Linked DNA regions of Homo sapiens: region 2 is linked to region 1. A link is a loop called in an ENCODE intact Hi-C map of the cell type or tissue named here. Cell type or tissue: dorsolateral prefrontal cortex. All regions are shown on one strand. Region 1 overlaps SLC15A4 (solute carrier family 15 member 4). Region 2 overlaps TMEM132C (transmembrane protein 132C).

What was found. Peaks named below come from ENCODE experiments on the same cell type or tissue, not always from the same donor. Only the 100,000 strongest peaks of a DNase experiment are listed, where the experiment ranks them.
Region 2: it touches region 1 in a loop (2.2-fold over the local background); 4 of 110 quality-filtered maps call a loop at or near these places.

The regions. Positions count from the first base shown.
Region 1 is chr12:128,795,366-128,803,365 of GRCh38, forward strand. SLC15A4 (solute carrier family 15 member 4) reads right to left here. Exons shown (of 8, transcript NM_145648.4): 6 at 5,489-5,644; 7 at 3,894-4,052. Among named protein-coding and RNA genes, the nearest start is that of SLC15A4, 25 kb to the right of the region's middle. RefSeq lists enhancers at 1,799-2,998, 1,916-2,145, 2,139-2,433, 7,067-7,568, 7,569-8,000. In dorsolateral prefrontal cortex, a CTCF peak has its summit at 3,364 (motif pointing left); DNase peaks (open chromatin) are centred at 1,536 and 3,810; H3K4me3 peaks cover 504 bases; H3K27ac peaks cover 5,681 bases.
Region 2 is chr12:128,640,643-128,648,642 of GRCh38, forward strand. All of the region lies in intron 4 of TMEM132C (transmembrane protein 132C), which reads left to right. Among named protein-coding and RNA genes, the nearest start is that of SLC15A4, 180 kb to the right of the region's middle. In dorsolateral prefrontal cortex, a CTCF peak has its summit at 4,256 (motif pointing right); a DNase peak (open chromatin) is centred at 4,269.

The DNA of each region.
Region 1 (8,000 bases):
CACTATGGAGGCACTTTACACGCAACGTCTGCATCCCAAGCAGGCTGGACAGCACAGAGGATAAGATCATGGGCCATGCAGCTCAAGCTATAAGGCTTGAATCCGGCCTCTGAGACCTCTGTGCTCAGTTTCCTCATCTGTAAAATGGGGAAAGCGCCGAGGAGCAGCATTTCAGAAAGGCACTCAAGAGGGAGTCTGGACGCGGTGAGGGTGCTAGCAACACGTGCCACGGTCATGATCCCCCTTTCACAGAGGTCTGGAACTGTCCACTCTGCAAACTGGCAGTCTCTCCGCCAGAGAACAGAGTTCAGCCAGCACCGGCTAACATCACCACTCAATGTGCAGACGTGGGAACGACGTGTGAGCAGAAAACGGCAGGACTTTTAGCTCGTCATGACTGGTCATCCAGGCCAAGCCGAGTGTCGCCCTGTGCTCTCCACCACGGCTGCTCCTGCCACCATGGCGTCCCTCTGTCTCCGTACCATGTACATCACCTGCCACCAGCTGGAAAGCACTGCTGCACGTTTCTGCACGAGGTCGCAGGTGCGTGTGGCCGGCAACATCACGAGGGGAGCGAGTGCTCTGGAATCAAGTTGCTCCATTTTCTGCTCCTCTTCAAAAACACTTTCTCATTTGTTTATTTTAAAAAGTGAGACTTCCTTTCTTCTGAAGACCTTTTTAAAGCTGGGTTATTCTGGCACTTCCTTTTTCTATCTGAACATATACTGCATGTTCAACAGTGCATTTATCAAATAAACACAATATAATACACGTCTGGGCCAGGCGCAGTGGCTTATGACTGTAATCCCAGCACTTTGGGAGGCCAAGGTGGGTGATCAACTGAGGTCAGGAATTCAGAATCAGCCTGGCCAACACGATGAAACCCCGTCTCTACTAAAAATACAAATAATTAGCCAGGCGTGGTGGCTGGCGCCTGTAATCTCAGCTGCTTGGGAGGCTGAGGCCAGAGAATTGTCACTTGAACCCGGGAGGTGAAAGGCTGCAGTGAGCCAAGATGGTACCACTGCACTCCAGCCCGGGCAACAAACGTGAAACTCCATCTCAAAAAAAAAAAAAAAAAAAAAAAAAAAAACCCACACATCTGTATGGTGAGATCTCACACATTTTTAAAGAGTGCTCATTCACACCAATTAAAGAAGATCATTTCCTGTGTCTACTGATTTAGAAAGACAGCTGCTAATACCCTGAATTCTACCAGACTAAAGCTTTATTTTTTCAACAGATGTTTTACACTATTCGTTCAACCCTTACGACCTACCAGGCTCTGTCCTGGGCACTCAGTGGAAATGCAAACCCCAGCTTCCTGGAGCCTGGCACTAGCTGTCACTGCTGTCCCAACACTGGCATTTGACGCTACTGAGACGAGGTTGTCATCAAAATATAAACGACATCATTTTATGTGCCTATTTTGAAATACGAGTCTCCCCAAATGTACCAGTCACTGAAAACTTCCCGAGCTAAAGCTGGCAGGCCACGTGAACTGAAGGCTGAGGCCACATGAACTGAAGGCTGCGCGGCCCTGCGGGAGTGGAGGTGCGGTCCAAGCCCGCAGGCAGACACACCACGCCTCGTCAGGGTCTGTCTCAGGGTGGCATTACACAGGGTATTCGGAAACGCCTAAGTCGCCTGGGAGAAAACCTGCCGTGCATTCCTGGGCCTCTTCACAGACAGAAGGATAATTACACAGGAAGATGGCAAACACTAGGGTTTTGACATTTGACAAGACAGACTCTTGGGTCCCCAAGGAATGAGCGCACCCGCCCCCCAGGCTCACAGGCAGGGCAGGTATTCACAACAGCCCCACACTGCCAACATCTGGGCACCCACCGACAACAGCATGGATAAATGCCTCGTGACGGCTCGTACGAAGGAGCAGTACTCAGAAGTACAGGGGAGATGCTCACAGACAGAAGTGCTAAGTGAAAGGAGACAGCCACAGCCCAGCACAGGACAGGCGAGGGTAACCTGTGGGGACCAACGCTGGAATAGAACAGGTTTACCTTCTGAGGGGGGCAGTAAACTAAGGAGAGAGGCAAGGAGGGCTTCCAAAAGTTCCTCCACTGAGATCCAGACTGCAAACACAGCAAGCTGTGCTTAAGATTAGAGACCTTTACTATGGTATGCACGTTCTCCCCAGCTTAAATAACACTAATAAAAGGAGCCTGCTGGGAGGTCGGTAAGAAAAACACAATGTAACAAAACTCTGGGGACTCTCCCTTCACAGTGCTGTGACTTTACAGAAAGCTATTTCCTGTGTCGGTCACGAGATGGTGAGGTAGGGCCAGGGATAAGGGTGGCACAGACACCCCCGGAACCTGGCCTGAGAGCTGCTGCTCCTTCCAAGGCCACACAAATTCAGGGAGAACTCTCTCTGAGGAGCGGGCTTCCTGTGGATTTCCCATGTCACAGCCTTTATTTCTCTACCCAGGACGCCAAGGGCTGCTCGACAGATGAGCTCCAACTCTCCTTACTGGTGTGAACCAAGGAGGCTGCCATGCAGCCAGGGGGCACAGCCTGGGGGCTGCTGGCAAACACGCCTCCTTCATGAAACATTTCCCATTCTTGAAAACAACAGACAGATCCTGGCCCATCCCCAGCACACACGCCCTGAGAGCACCAATGCAGGGGAAGTCCACAAACAACCTGTCAGACAGAAATGATGAATGAAAGGTCAACTCTGAGATGTGAAATTAAATTAAGAATGAGGATTAAATGACTAGAAAGCAACGAGAATGACCAGCCAATCCTTTATGACACATTTAAAGATAAAACAAAAACCAAGAACCAGAATCTTCGTCTTCAGAACTATGGACTTTGGTCTTTCTTTGAAGGAAGTCTGTCCCATGTACCACAAGAGGATCTTATTCCTCGGGCTGTTCATCTTCAGGAGAAGGTGGGAATGAAACACCAGCCCCAAATCCACATGTCCTCCTCAGAGCAAGCAGCCCTGAGCTGGCCATGGAGGTGGCACCCACAGCCAGAAAACATCAGTGACAAGTGTCCATGGGACATTGGTGGCTTGGAGTTCTGGGCTTTACATTAGGACTCCACAGGCCTATACTCATGGAAGGGCTCTGGGAATTCTGCAATTTCTGCAGAAAAGTCCCTAAACGTTCACCAGATTCTCAAGGGGATTTGTAACCTAAAAGTGGCTAAGTACTACCGGACCAGAGCAAATGCCACATGATTATACAAGAAAAAGTAACAAGGTTGTTTCTGTAGATAAAATATTTTTACAAAGGAAAAGAAAGAAGAAACCTTCGCTTGCTGGGTCCATTTAAAGGCATCGTAAACCTGGAGAAAGCAAAACTCAGCTTTTATGAGTGGTTCTGTTCAACACTCAAGATGCCACCTACTGGTATTAATTGTAAAAACCCATTATGATTGATCACAAGTAATATGTTTATTTTTAAAAGTAACTTACTATCTATCTTGTCTTTTTCGTATCAGAAAAGGTGCTGTTAGGAAAAGAAAACGAAAGTACACCACCAAGTTAAAGAAAGGGAAGCTTGGGGTACAGATTCAGCTGCCTCACGAAGACTGAGCTGGACGGGCGTGGAGAAGGTGCTTGTCTGTCAAGGACGTCCCCGTAAGGAGCGGTGGCTGCAGCAGCTGCTCGCTGGGCTGTGGCCAGGGCAGGCTTGGCCCCTGGGATGAGAAGAGAGGCCTGCTTGTCTCCTGAAAACCGTTCATGATGTAAGGAAACACAGTGATGCAAGCAGCACAGAGCAGTGCTGTGGAAGGAGCGGTGGACAGGCAGCTCGGGACAGGCCATCCACGTGAAAACACCTCCGCTCACTCAGCCATCTCCTGAGTGCCTGCGCCTCCCCCTCACTGGCTATTTTCAAAAGGGACAGGATGCTGGCTCTTACCAAAGTCTGTGTGACTGCTCATCCATCCGATGGCTTTGATAGACACCAGTGCCAGCAGTCCAGAACCCACGAACGACCCGACGCCAGAGAAGAAAAAGAACAAGCCCATTATGGCACTCTGCATGGACTTGGGGGCAGCTGAGTATGCAAATTCCAGGCCTGAGGAAAGAAAAGGGAGGGTCGTTTTTGTGAAAGGGGCACTTTAACACATGGGATCAAAGCTTTCACCTAATATAGCAGAGGAAGCGTGGGGTCTCCTAGGGACTGAGTCCTGCAGACAGGCACAACCTCTTTTCTATTAGGAGGACGATGCTTACTAGCGACCAAGAATCAATGGCTATGGGCCAACTGTTCATTCTCCTAGCCATTAGGATAATTCCTAATAAATTCAATGAGCAGAAAGTTAAACTCCTTGCTCTCAAGCTTAAAGGTAATGTGATTTGTTGGCTCTTAGACTTTTGTGTTCCTTAAAGAGATTAGAGAAAAAATTTTCCTATATTGTCAAGGAATGGGAGTTTGAAAACAAAGTACACACACTAAACTGGGAAATCTACATAAGGATTCTATTTCAGAGGCAATATACTTTATCTTTTTTTTGTTGAGACGGAGTTTTGCTCTTGTTGCCCAGGCTGGAGTGCAATGGCAGGATCTTGGCTCACCGCAACTTCCGCCTCCCTGGTTCAAGCGATTCTCCTGCCTCAGCCTCCCGAGTAGCTGGGATTACAGGTGCGTGCCACCATGCCTGGCTAATTTTTTGTATTTTTAGTAGAGACAGGGATTCACCATGTTGGCCAGGCTGGTCTCGAACTCCTGACCTCAGGTGATCCACCCGCCTCGGATTCCTAAAGTGCTGGGGTTACAGGTATGAGCCACCGTGACAAGGGCAATAGACTTCAAAACTATTTTGGCAGGCCCATCTATAAATTTAGATTTTTATAACTAGACACGGAGATTTGTAGTGTATTCTAAATAGAAGTCCATTCCGTTGTGATTTATTCCCTTTACAAATTCATTAGCCAATTCTGGATGAGTTTTCTACAGTGAAAACCACCACTGACTACTACCCACACATCCATCCACCTCTGCATATCACTCATCTTCTCTTCTCTCTCACTCTCAGCAGCCGGACAGATCTGCCCAGAATACACTTGTTCAACCACTGCAGGATCTCACTAATAGGAAAAGGGAGGCCTGTGAGAACACGTTTCTAAAAATTAGATCTGCTTCTTTACGTACATCTAAACGAAGCGCACTGAGAGCTGTGAGCTCAGCCCAGCCACCACGGCAGCATGGCCGAGGGCTCCGCTGGGAACTATCCAACCACGATTGCTTTCTTCTTCTCTGTCCTGTGGCACTTACAAGGTAGTTAACAAACTTTCATGAAAATATTTTGCGATACTGTTTTTACACAAAGAATGGAGAACCTCAGCACTGGTGTGTTTACCTAGCGATTCATATTCTAAACCACACACTGCCAAAAACTACAGAAGTGCTGTGCTATCCTTGTCTCAACATATTCCAACAGCACAGTCAGAATGCCCGAGCGCTCACGCTTGTGCCTGGACTCAGACACCTCCGGCACTAAAGGTCCTCACCTGCGATACTTGCAAAGATCTCGCTGATCCCAATCAGCAAGTACTGCGGCACCTGCCACCACAGCGACAGATCGGCAGCATGGTAGACGACGTTGCCGATGGTCTGATTAATGGTTTTCTCTTTAACAAGGTTCAGCCTTTTACTCTCCAAAATTCCTAGAATTCAAAAGTAGGTTAGTGTAATATTCATTTATTAACATTTACAGTTAATCTAAAAATCTGATGTTGGCTACGAGACTTCGTAGCAAACGTGATTCTGATGCGTGAAAGGACCACGTCTAATCACAGCTTCCCCCAGGACTAATAGGCCCCCAGCCTTCAGCCTCCTAAGCAGGCTGAGTGGAGGTCATGGCATAGCACACCTATTTCACTTCGGCTTTTTACAGCATCTTATATAAAATCAGATGTTCAACATGTTTCATTTAATCCTCAAATATCTGGATTGCTCACCCATACCTCGTTTGTCTCTTACAAAGGGGAGTAGGAGAAAGTTAAAAAGTCCTACTGTAGAATTAACAGTAGTGCTATTTTACCCAACAGCAGGTAATACTGAGATGTTCTTCCAATCATAGTGATGGATCGAAGGTGATCTACTGATTTATTATTATAACAACAAATGATGATAATAATGATGATGATGATGTTGGTTTCCCTGCATAGGGTAGGCTTAATCTTTGCAACAAAGTAAGCTGACTTCACAAATCAACCTGTGCTCTCAGCAGCATTGAGATCTCACTGCAGGTGCAGGCTAAGTTACTGGTCACCTATCAAGTGTAACAGAAAGACATGAGAAAAACAAGCAAGGGCAGCAGCTCCTACTCTATAAACAAAAATCAGCCACTGGAAATAAAGTGTAAAAGCATCTATTCGCAGGTCCAAGTCCTTAGGTTAAAGATACCACCAAGTTTTATTTTATAAAGAATTCTTATTGCAAATTAGGTCACAGGCCCTAATATTTAAAGCGTATGTAAAATATGTTTATTTTAAAACATGAGTATGAAGAAAGGTCTGGTCAGAGGGCAATGGAATGAAAATATTAAAAATGTTCCTTCTAAAACCTGAGCATGAGAAAGGACCAGGATATGATCCATAGGGCGATGAGAACACAAACTCTGGAATTTCCACCTCAAATCTCAACTGAAATGCCAAGCAAAGTGAAAACATTCTCCAGGATCAAAGTAGAGAGAGACCTTCGAGCCAACCCACAGCTTACTTCCATCAGAAAACCTGCAGCCCCACCCTGGAAGAGTGTCAAGGGAAACCCAATCCTTCCACTCCGCCCTCCACGGGAGAAACATAAACGCAGACCCAGGCAAGGACAGCAAACTATTTAGAGCCCTTAGTTGTTCTGGAAAGGGCATCTGAGGGCATCTTAATCAGGCAAGGCTGGTAGTGACAATAGGGACTGTCCCCAAATGACAGCCTTCCTCCCGACAGGGCAGCTGACAGCAACCATAGCACTGCACCCCTAGCCCTGGCATCAGCGCCTTCAAACACGAAGAATGAACTGTGTGACAATGGCTTCCCCTAGACACCCAAGGTCCTCAGCTCCCACCTGCTCCCCTGGGACCATAGCTGACTACACTGGTCCCCACTCCTTGAATGGGAACAGAACCTATGCAACTCAAGCAGAAATTCAGGTCTATTTTGGAAATAAACACGAAAGCTGAATACCACTTTTCTCCTTCACAGGAGAGGAGGAGAGCCTAAGGATGACACCAAAGTGTCTGCAGGGGGCGGGACAAGGGAAGGTTACTCATGCGGAGGACAATAAGTAGATTTTATAACCTGAATGGGAAAGATACTACTATTGCTACTGGCATAGTTCTACCAGAGAACTTGTCTTATTATTCAAGAAAACACAGACTCTGAAGACTAAGGATGAAAAAGGTAACAAAGAAATTAAGGGGACGTTGGCTTAAGAGAGACACAAATGATGAGATCAAGAATTAGGAGAAGAGAAAATGAGAAAATAAATAGGCCTGATTATTGGTGAGGCTGTTGGCAGAGAGATGAGCAGCGGCAAAGGCGCACACACAGCCAACACTGCGGAAACCAGGATCGGGACGGGTGCCCCCAGTCACGAGCGAGGCGGAGAGGCAAAGCCAATGGGGAAAATGACCCTGCCTGTGAACAACTGAGAGCCCTGGAGAGGCTGGGACAGGCCGAAAAGCAGCAGGGTTCAGGCTGAGTGACAGTGACATGGCAAGCGGGCACCCAGTAAAAACAAGCATGGGATGCGACGCTGGATAATCAACACAGCAGTCAGGATAAATGAGCCAAATCCTTCAGATAAAAGTCATCCACTTGTATCAGTTCAAAAAATAAACAAAACTGAGTATTACGGTTAATACACAGAACTAAAGCATAATATAACCCAAAGATTGTAAATAAAGGAGAGGACAGGCCAGGATGTATCAGACAAACAATCATAAAGGGAAGAGGTGTCAACAAAAATACCAAGAAGAGAGAAAAAGAATCAAAAACCAAAATAACCAATAGGTGCCATGTA
Region 2 (8,000 bases), 150 kb before region 1:
CCCAACACTTTGGGAGGCGGAGGCGGGCAGATCACTTGAACCCAGGAGTTCAAGACCTAGGTAACATGGCAAAACCTCTACAAAAAATTTAAAAATTAGTAAGGTGTAGTGACACAAACCTGTAGTTCCAGCTACTGGGGAGGCTGAGGTAGGAGGATCACTTGAGCCCAACAGGTTGGGCCGCAGTGAGCCATGATTACAGCACTGCACTGCAGCCTGGGTGACAGAGCAAGAAGACCCTGTATCACACACACGCACACACACACAGTGAGTGGATTGTATAGTATGTGCGTTGTATCTCAATAAAACTGTTTTCTAAAAGTGTGCTGCAGGCTAGCTTGGTTTCCAGTACAAATGCCACACTTGCTGATGAGAAAAGGGCTGAAGAGATGAAGAGAAAAACACAGGAGGTTCCCAGAGGGAGGAGTGCAATAGCCCGTGGTTGGAATGCAGAGTCAGGAGATGAATGCTCAGATCTGGGTCCTGACACTAGACGGTGCCCCCTTCACACAACTCCCCAGGCCTCCTCAGCCTTCAGGCCTCATTTGTGCCCTTGTCCCTGCATGAACACACTTCCATCATCTTCCCCACAGATCCATGTCCAGCATCTCCCTCAATAACACTAAGACAACAACTGCAGACATGTCCCCCCAGTGTCCCTGTGAGATCTGGAGTGGGTTGGGTTGTGTCCCTCAAAGAGGTATGTCCAAGTCTTAACACCACGTACCTGTAAATATGACCTTGCTTGGAAATAGGGTCTTTGCCGAAGTGATTAAGTGAAGGATCAAGATGAGATCATAGTGGATTAGGGTGATCTCTAAATCCAATGGCAAGTGTCCTCATAAGAGACAGAAAAGGAGGAAACACAGAGAGCACTGTGGGAAGAGGGAGGCAGAGATTGGAGTGAGGTTGCTGCAAGCCAAGGATCACCAAAGATTCCTGCAACCACCAGCAGCTGGAAGAGGCAAGGAAGAAACCTCCCCGGGGTCTTCAGAGTGAGCGTGACCCCACCAACACCTTGATCGTGGACCTCCAGCCGCAGAACCTTGAGAGAATAAACTTCTGTTACTCAAGCCATCAAGTCTGTGGTCATGCGTTATAGCAGCCACGGGAAACTAATCTAAAATTGGTATTATTTTCCCGTTTTTATTTTTTAAGTTTTTATTTTTTGAGATGGAGTCTCACTCTGTCACCGAGGCTGGAGTGCAGTGGCACGATCTCGACTCACTGCAACCTCCACCTCTTAAGTTCAAGTGATTTTTGTGCCTCTGCCTCCCCAGTAGCTGGGATTATAGGTGTGCACCACCATGCCCGGCTAATTTTTTTTTTTTTTTTTTTGTATTTTTAGTAGAGATGGGGTTTCACCATGTTGGTCAGGCTGATCTCAAACTCCTGACCTCAAGTGATCCACCTGCCTCCCAGAGTGCTGGGATTACAGGCATGAGCCACCACGCCCAGCTTATTTCCCATTTTTTGTTTTTTTTGTTTTGTTTTATTTTGTTTTATTGGAGATAGAGTCTCACTCTGTCACCATGCTGGAGTGCAGTGGTGCGATCTCGGCTCACTGCAAGCTCCACCTCTCGGGTTCAAGTGATTCTCCTGCCTCAGCCTCCCAAGTAGCTGGGACTACAGGTGTGTGCCACCATGTCTGGCTAATTTTTTGTATTTTAGTAGAGATGGGGTTTCACTGTGTTGCCCAGGCTGGTCTCGAACTCCTGAGCTCAGGTATTTCCTGTTTTTAAAGGGAAGGAAGTTCATATGGTTTAGATGTTTGTCCCCTCCAAATCTCATGCTGCAATGTGATCCCCAGCATTGGAGGTGGGGCCTGATGGGAAGTATTTGGGTCATGGGGACCGATCCCTCATGAATGTCTTGATATCCTTCTGGTGGTAATGAGTTCATGCAAGACCTGGTTGTTAAAGAGTCTGAGACGTCCGCTTCTCTCTCTTGCTCCCTCTCTCGCCATGTGATGCCAACCTTCCTTTGCCTTCCTCCCTGAATAAAAGCTTTCTGAGGCTTCCCCAGAGGCAGATGCCAGCACTGTGCTTCTTGTACAGCCTGCAGAACCATGAACCAATTAAACCTCTTGTCTTTATAAGTTACTCAGCCTCAGATAATCCTTTATGGCAATGCAAAGTAAACTAAAAGAGAAGCGGAGGCACAGAACGGTTAAGTAATTTGCCAAGGACACACAACTCAGAAGCAGCAGGCTGTGGTTGGAATCCAGCGAACTGGCTTCCAAGTGTGTGCTGTTCACCTGTGCTGCACCAGCTGGGCCAGTGGGCAGAGACTGAGGAGAGTTTTCGCAAGTGTCCTAAAGCAGGGGGCAGGAAATGTTTGTGTCTTCTGATGCCCGGGTCTCTTCTTATCATTGTAGCGATCTCTCACTGACTTCAGAGAATGCTTTCTTGAATTTGCCAGAAAAACCATGGCGTCGACGCACCAGTTCACTTCCCCTTAATCACTTCAAAGAAAGAGACAAGATCCTCTTTTTCTTTCCCCAGAGGCTTTTATTTGTCCAATATGTCAGTAACACCACGTGGGACAAGGGATTTCAGGACCGGATTACCGCTTGTGCTTCTCAAAATTAAATCTGCAAAGCTGGGCTGAGACACAGGAAACTGGAAAATGTCTCCACTAATTTGCAAAAGGTTTGAATTAATCCAAGAGATCAACCCAGGGCCGCAAGGGAGGCCCCTGGCTGCTGCTGTCTGGGCATACCCATTTGATGTGGACCTCACGTTCTGGCGGATACTCCCAGACTCCTCAGCAGACATGCTCGTTAACAATTGAGGAGGTAACGAAACCTCGGCTGAGGAACTTGGCTCACCGAGAGCAGAGAAAAACTGGCCAGAGAGCAGCGGCAAGTCACATGCTCAGCTGACAGCATCACACACGTCCATTTGGGGCCCCAAAAATCTCAGTATTCGGACACTGTATTTGCTGGGATAGACAACGGGCAGATTTTTAAAAATCCATTTTTACAGGGAAATTTGGGAGGAGAGAGAAGTACATCTAATTATATGTGTTTTGATCATTTAAATTGTTGATAATATAAAACATGTTATTGTTTTGTTTGCTACGTCAAGCTGCTTCCAACTGCTCTCGTTTTCTTTAGATTTTCACTTATTTTATTTTTATTTTTTGGTTGATGATAAGCCAGAATGCCTCCTTTTCATCCTATTATCTGGTTCTTTTCAAATTTTCCAACATAAAGATTAAGTATGATGTTACAGTAATGGCTCGATGAACTTGAGCCAAAAAAAAGCAAGGTCTAAATATAATATTAGAAAATGGATTTGAGCCCAAACCTACAATAGAAATTAATTGAAATCTGAAATGGTAGATAAATTAAAATGGTCAATATCATTAGTCATGGGGGAACTGCAAATTAAAGCCACAATGAAATATCGCCTCCCATGCACGACAAAAGCTAAGATGGAAACAGTGGCCAATACCAAGTGTTGGTGTGGATGTGGGGAACTGGAACCTGCATGCGCTGGTGGTGGGAATGCAGTAGGGTGACAAAGAGTTGTTGGAAAACAATTTGCCAGTTTCTTAATAGGTGAAATGTATGCTTGTCATACAACCCGGAAATTCTGCTCTCAGGAAGCTAAACATTTGTCCACATGGAGATAGGAAGGGAAATGTTATCATGCAACATTATTCATAATCTCCAAAACCCAAAATCAATCCATGTGTCCTTTAACTGGGGAAAGAATAAACAAATTTGTGGGTAGCCAAAGAATAAAACATGATTTGGCAATCAAATAGAACAATAAGTAAAAATAAATCAAATACATGAAAAACTATTTGGCCATAAAGAAACCACTGGGATGAAGTAAGTGAAGCGTTTAAAAATTACATATTGTAGAATTCCATTTAGATGAACTTTCTAAAAAAGGCAAAACTATAGGGACAGAAAGCAGGATCAGTGATCGCTGGGGGCTGGATTTTGAAGCACATATTAATTGCAAATAGCACAAGGGACTTTCTGCATAACGGTGTTCCAAAACTGGATTGTGGTACAGGCTACACAATTGTATAAAATTACTAAACTCCATGGCACTATACGCTTAAATTGTTAAGTTTTATGGCATGTATATTTCCCCTCAGTAGGGCTCTGGAGGTGTTGACAATATGAGAGGAGTAAAGTCCGTTTTCCTCTGGTCAGGTGTGTGAGCTGCAGCTTGTTCTTTGTTCAGAAAAGTCCGCGACAGGTAAGATGTTTGCTGGGACGCGTTGTGCTGCCAGTCTCTGCCACAAGAGGGCGGTGCCATCTATTATTTAAGTGGCAGGTGCTGGGCTTTCAACCTGTGGTTAGGGTCAAGTAGGATTCATGGGGTTTGGGGGCGAACAGCGTTGAAAGGGAGAATGAGTCCTCTGTGCTGAGAGCTGCAGTGGAACTAATGGGGCACTGAGATTGTGAACCTCCTGGCCTTCACTGAAACAGATCAGAGGCGACCCTGAGGGGGGACTCCTGGCCGCACTGGAGAAAGCCTGGGAAACTAGATGTGGTTGTGCCCAAGCCACCGTCTGTGGAGGGTCTGGGTGGACTATGGCGCTGTGGCTTTTCAGAACCAGTACGGCCTCTCTCCTCCAGAGCCCTCTCTCACGGCCTTGCCACAGCCAGGGATGGGCACCACCCAGGCTGGGCCAACTGGGTCTTTCTGATTCTTGACTGGCGATGCAAGGACAGAACAGAAGCCACCTGGCATCCCCTCGCCAGCATCTTCCTACCAAGACGTGGAGAAGCCCTCACTGCCCAGGCCCAGTCATGGCACCTGACCGCCAATTCTGTGGGGCACCCGAGATCCTTCCAGCACATTCTTCTCTCGCTTGAGTTATCCAGATTTCGTTTCTATGGTCACACCCCCAAATCCTCACTTGATGAAAGCTTTCTATGATTTTATGGGCACCAAGAAAACCAGCCTCCAAATTCTCTCTCCTGATAGCCTATGGATGTTGACTCAAGCCACCATTGCTAGCTCATCCCTCTCTTGGAAGTGTTTCTCTCTACCTGTGGTTCCTTTGAGATGCCAGTGCCCCAGCAGGGGCCCCCTTTGGGCTCAGTCCATCAGCGTTGGATGGGAGTGTGTTTAGCTCAGTCCATCAGCGTTGGATGAGTGTGTTTACTGGAGTCCATCGGCGTGGGATATGAATGTGTTTACTAGAGTCCATCGGCTTTGGATGTGAGTGTGTCTACTGGAGTCCATCAGTGCTGGATGTGAGTGTGTTTACTGGAGTCTATCAGTGCTGGATGTGAGTGTGTTTACTGGAGTCCATCAGTGCTGGATGTGAGTGTGTTTACTGGAGTCCATCGGCTTTGGATGTGAGTGTGTTTACTGGAGTCCATCAGTGTTGGATGAGTGTGTTTCCTGGAGTCCATCAGCATTGGATATGAGTGTTTAGCTCAGTTCATCAGCATTGGATGAGTGTGTTTACTGGAACCTATCAGCATTGGATGTGAGTGTGTTTAGCTCAGTCCATCAGTATTGGATGAGTGTGTTTACTGGAGTCCATCAGCATTGGATATGAGTGTGTTTACTGGAGTCCATCAGTGTTGGATGTGAGTGTGTTTACTGGAGTCCGTCAGCGTTGGATTTGAGTGTGTTTACTAGATCCCATCAACTTTCAATATGAGTGTGTTCACTGGAGTCCATCAGCGTTGGATGTGAGTGTGTTCACTAGATCCCATCAGTGTTGGATGTGAGTGTGTTTACTGGAGTCCATCAGCGTTGGATGTGAGTGTGTTTACTAGATCCCATCAGTGTTGGATGTGAGTGTGTTCACTAGATCCCATCAGTGTTGGATGTGAGTGTGTTTACTGGAGTCCATCAGCGCTGGATGTGAGTGTGTTTACTGGAGTCCATCAGCGCTGGATGTGAGTGTGTTTACTGGAGTCCATCAGCATTGGATATGAGTGTGTTTACTGGAGTCCATCAGCGTTGGATGAGTGTGTTTACTGGAGTCCATCAGCGCTGGATGTGAGTGTGTTTAGCTCAGTCCATCAGCGTTGGATGAGTGTGTTTACTGGAGTCCATCGGCGTTGGATGTGAGTGTGTTTAGCTCAGTCCATCAGCGTTGGATTAGTGTGTTTACTAGAGTCCATCAGCATTGGATATGAGTGTGTTTACCAGAGTCCATCAGCATTGGATGAGTGTGTTTACTGGAGTCCATCGGCATTGGATGTGAGTGTGTTTAGCTCAGTCCATCAGCATTGGATGAATGTGTTTACTGGAGTCCATCAGTGTTGGATGTGTGTTTACTGGAGTCCATCAGTGTTGGATGTGTGTTTACTGGAGTCCATCGGCGTTGGATGTGAGTGTGTTTACTGGAGTCCATCAGCATTGGATGTGAGTGTGTTTACTGGAGTCCATCAGCGTTGGATGTGAGTGTGTTTACTGGAGTGCATCAGCGTTGGATGTGAGTGTGTTTACTAGATCCCATCAGCGTTGGATGTGAGTGTGTTTACTAGATCCCATCAGTGTTGGATGTGAGTGTGTTTACTGGAGTCCATCAGCGTTGGATGTGAGTGTGTTTACTGGAGTCCATCAGCGTTGGATGTGTGTTTACTAGATCCCATCAGCGTTGGATGTGAGTGTGTTTACTAGATCCCATCAGTGTTGGATGTGAGTGTGTTTACTGGAGCCCATCAGCATTGGATGTGAGTGTGTTTACTAGAGTCCATCAGCGTTGGATGTGAGTGTGTTTACTAGATCCCATCAGCATTGGATATGAGTGTGTTTACTAGATCCCATCAGCATTGGATGAGTGTGTTTACTAGCCCCTATCAGCGTTGGATGTGAGTTTACTAGAGTCCATCAGCATTGGATATGAGTGTGCTTACTAGATCCCATCAATGTTGGATATGAGTGTGTTTACTGGGGTCCATCAGCGTTTGATGTGAGTGTGTTTACTAGATCCCATCAGCATTGGATGTGAGTGTGTTTACTAGAGTCCATGAGCGTTGGATGTGAGTGTGTTTACCAGATGCCATCAACGTTAAATATGAGTGTGTTTACTGGAGTCCATCAGCGTTGGATGTGAGTGTGTTTGCTAGATCCCATCAGTGTTGGATGTGAGTGTGTTCACTAGATCCCATCAGCGTTGGATGTGAGTGTGTTTACTGGAGTCCATTAGCATTGGAAGTGAGTGTGTTTACTGGAGTCCATCGGCATTTGATGTGAGTGTGTTTACTAGATCCCATCAGCATTGGATGTGAGTGTGTTTACTGGAGTCCATTAGCGTTGGATGTGAGTGTGTTTAGCTCAGTCCATCAGCATTGGATGAGTGTGTTTACTGGAGTCCATTGGCGTTGGATGTGAGTGTGTTTAGCTCAGTCCATCAGCGTTGGATGAGTGTGTTTACTAGAGTCCATCAGCATTGGATGTGAGTGTGTTTACTGGAGTCCATCAGCATTTGATGTGAGTGTGTTTACTAGATCCCATCAGCATTGGATGTGAGTGTGTTTACTGGAGTCCATTAGCGTTGGATGTGAGTGTGTTTACCAGATGCCATCAACGTTAAATATGAGTGTGTTTACTGGAGTCCATCAGCGTTGGATGTGAGTGTGTTTACTAGATCCCATCAGTGTTGGATGTGGGTGTGTTTACTGGAGTCCATCAGCGTTGGATATGAGTGTGTTTACTGGAGTCCATTAGCATTGGAAGTGAGTGTGTTTACTGGAGTCCATCAGCATTGGATATGAGCGTGTTTACTGGAGTCCATCAGCGTTGGATGAGTGTGTTTACTAGATCCCATCAGTGTTGGATGTGAGTGTGTTTACTGGAGTCCATCAGCGTTGGATATGAGTGTGTTTACTGGAGTCCATCAGCATTGGATATGAGTGTGTTTACTGGAGTCTGTCAGCGTTGGATGAGTGTGTTTACTGGAGTCCATCAGCATTGGATGAGTGTGTTTACTGGAGTCCATCAGCACTGGATGTGAGTGTGTTTAGCTCAGTCCATCAGCGTTGGATGAGTGTGTTTACTGGAGTC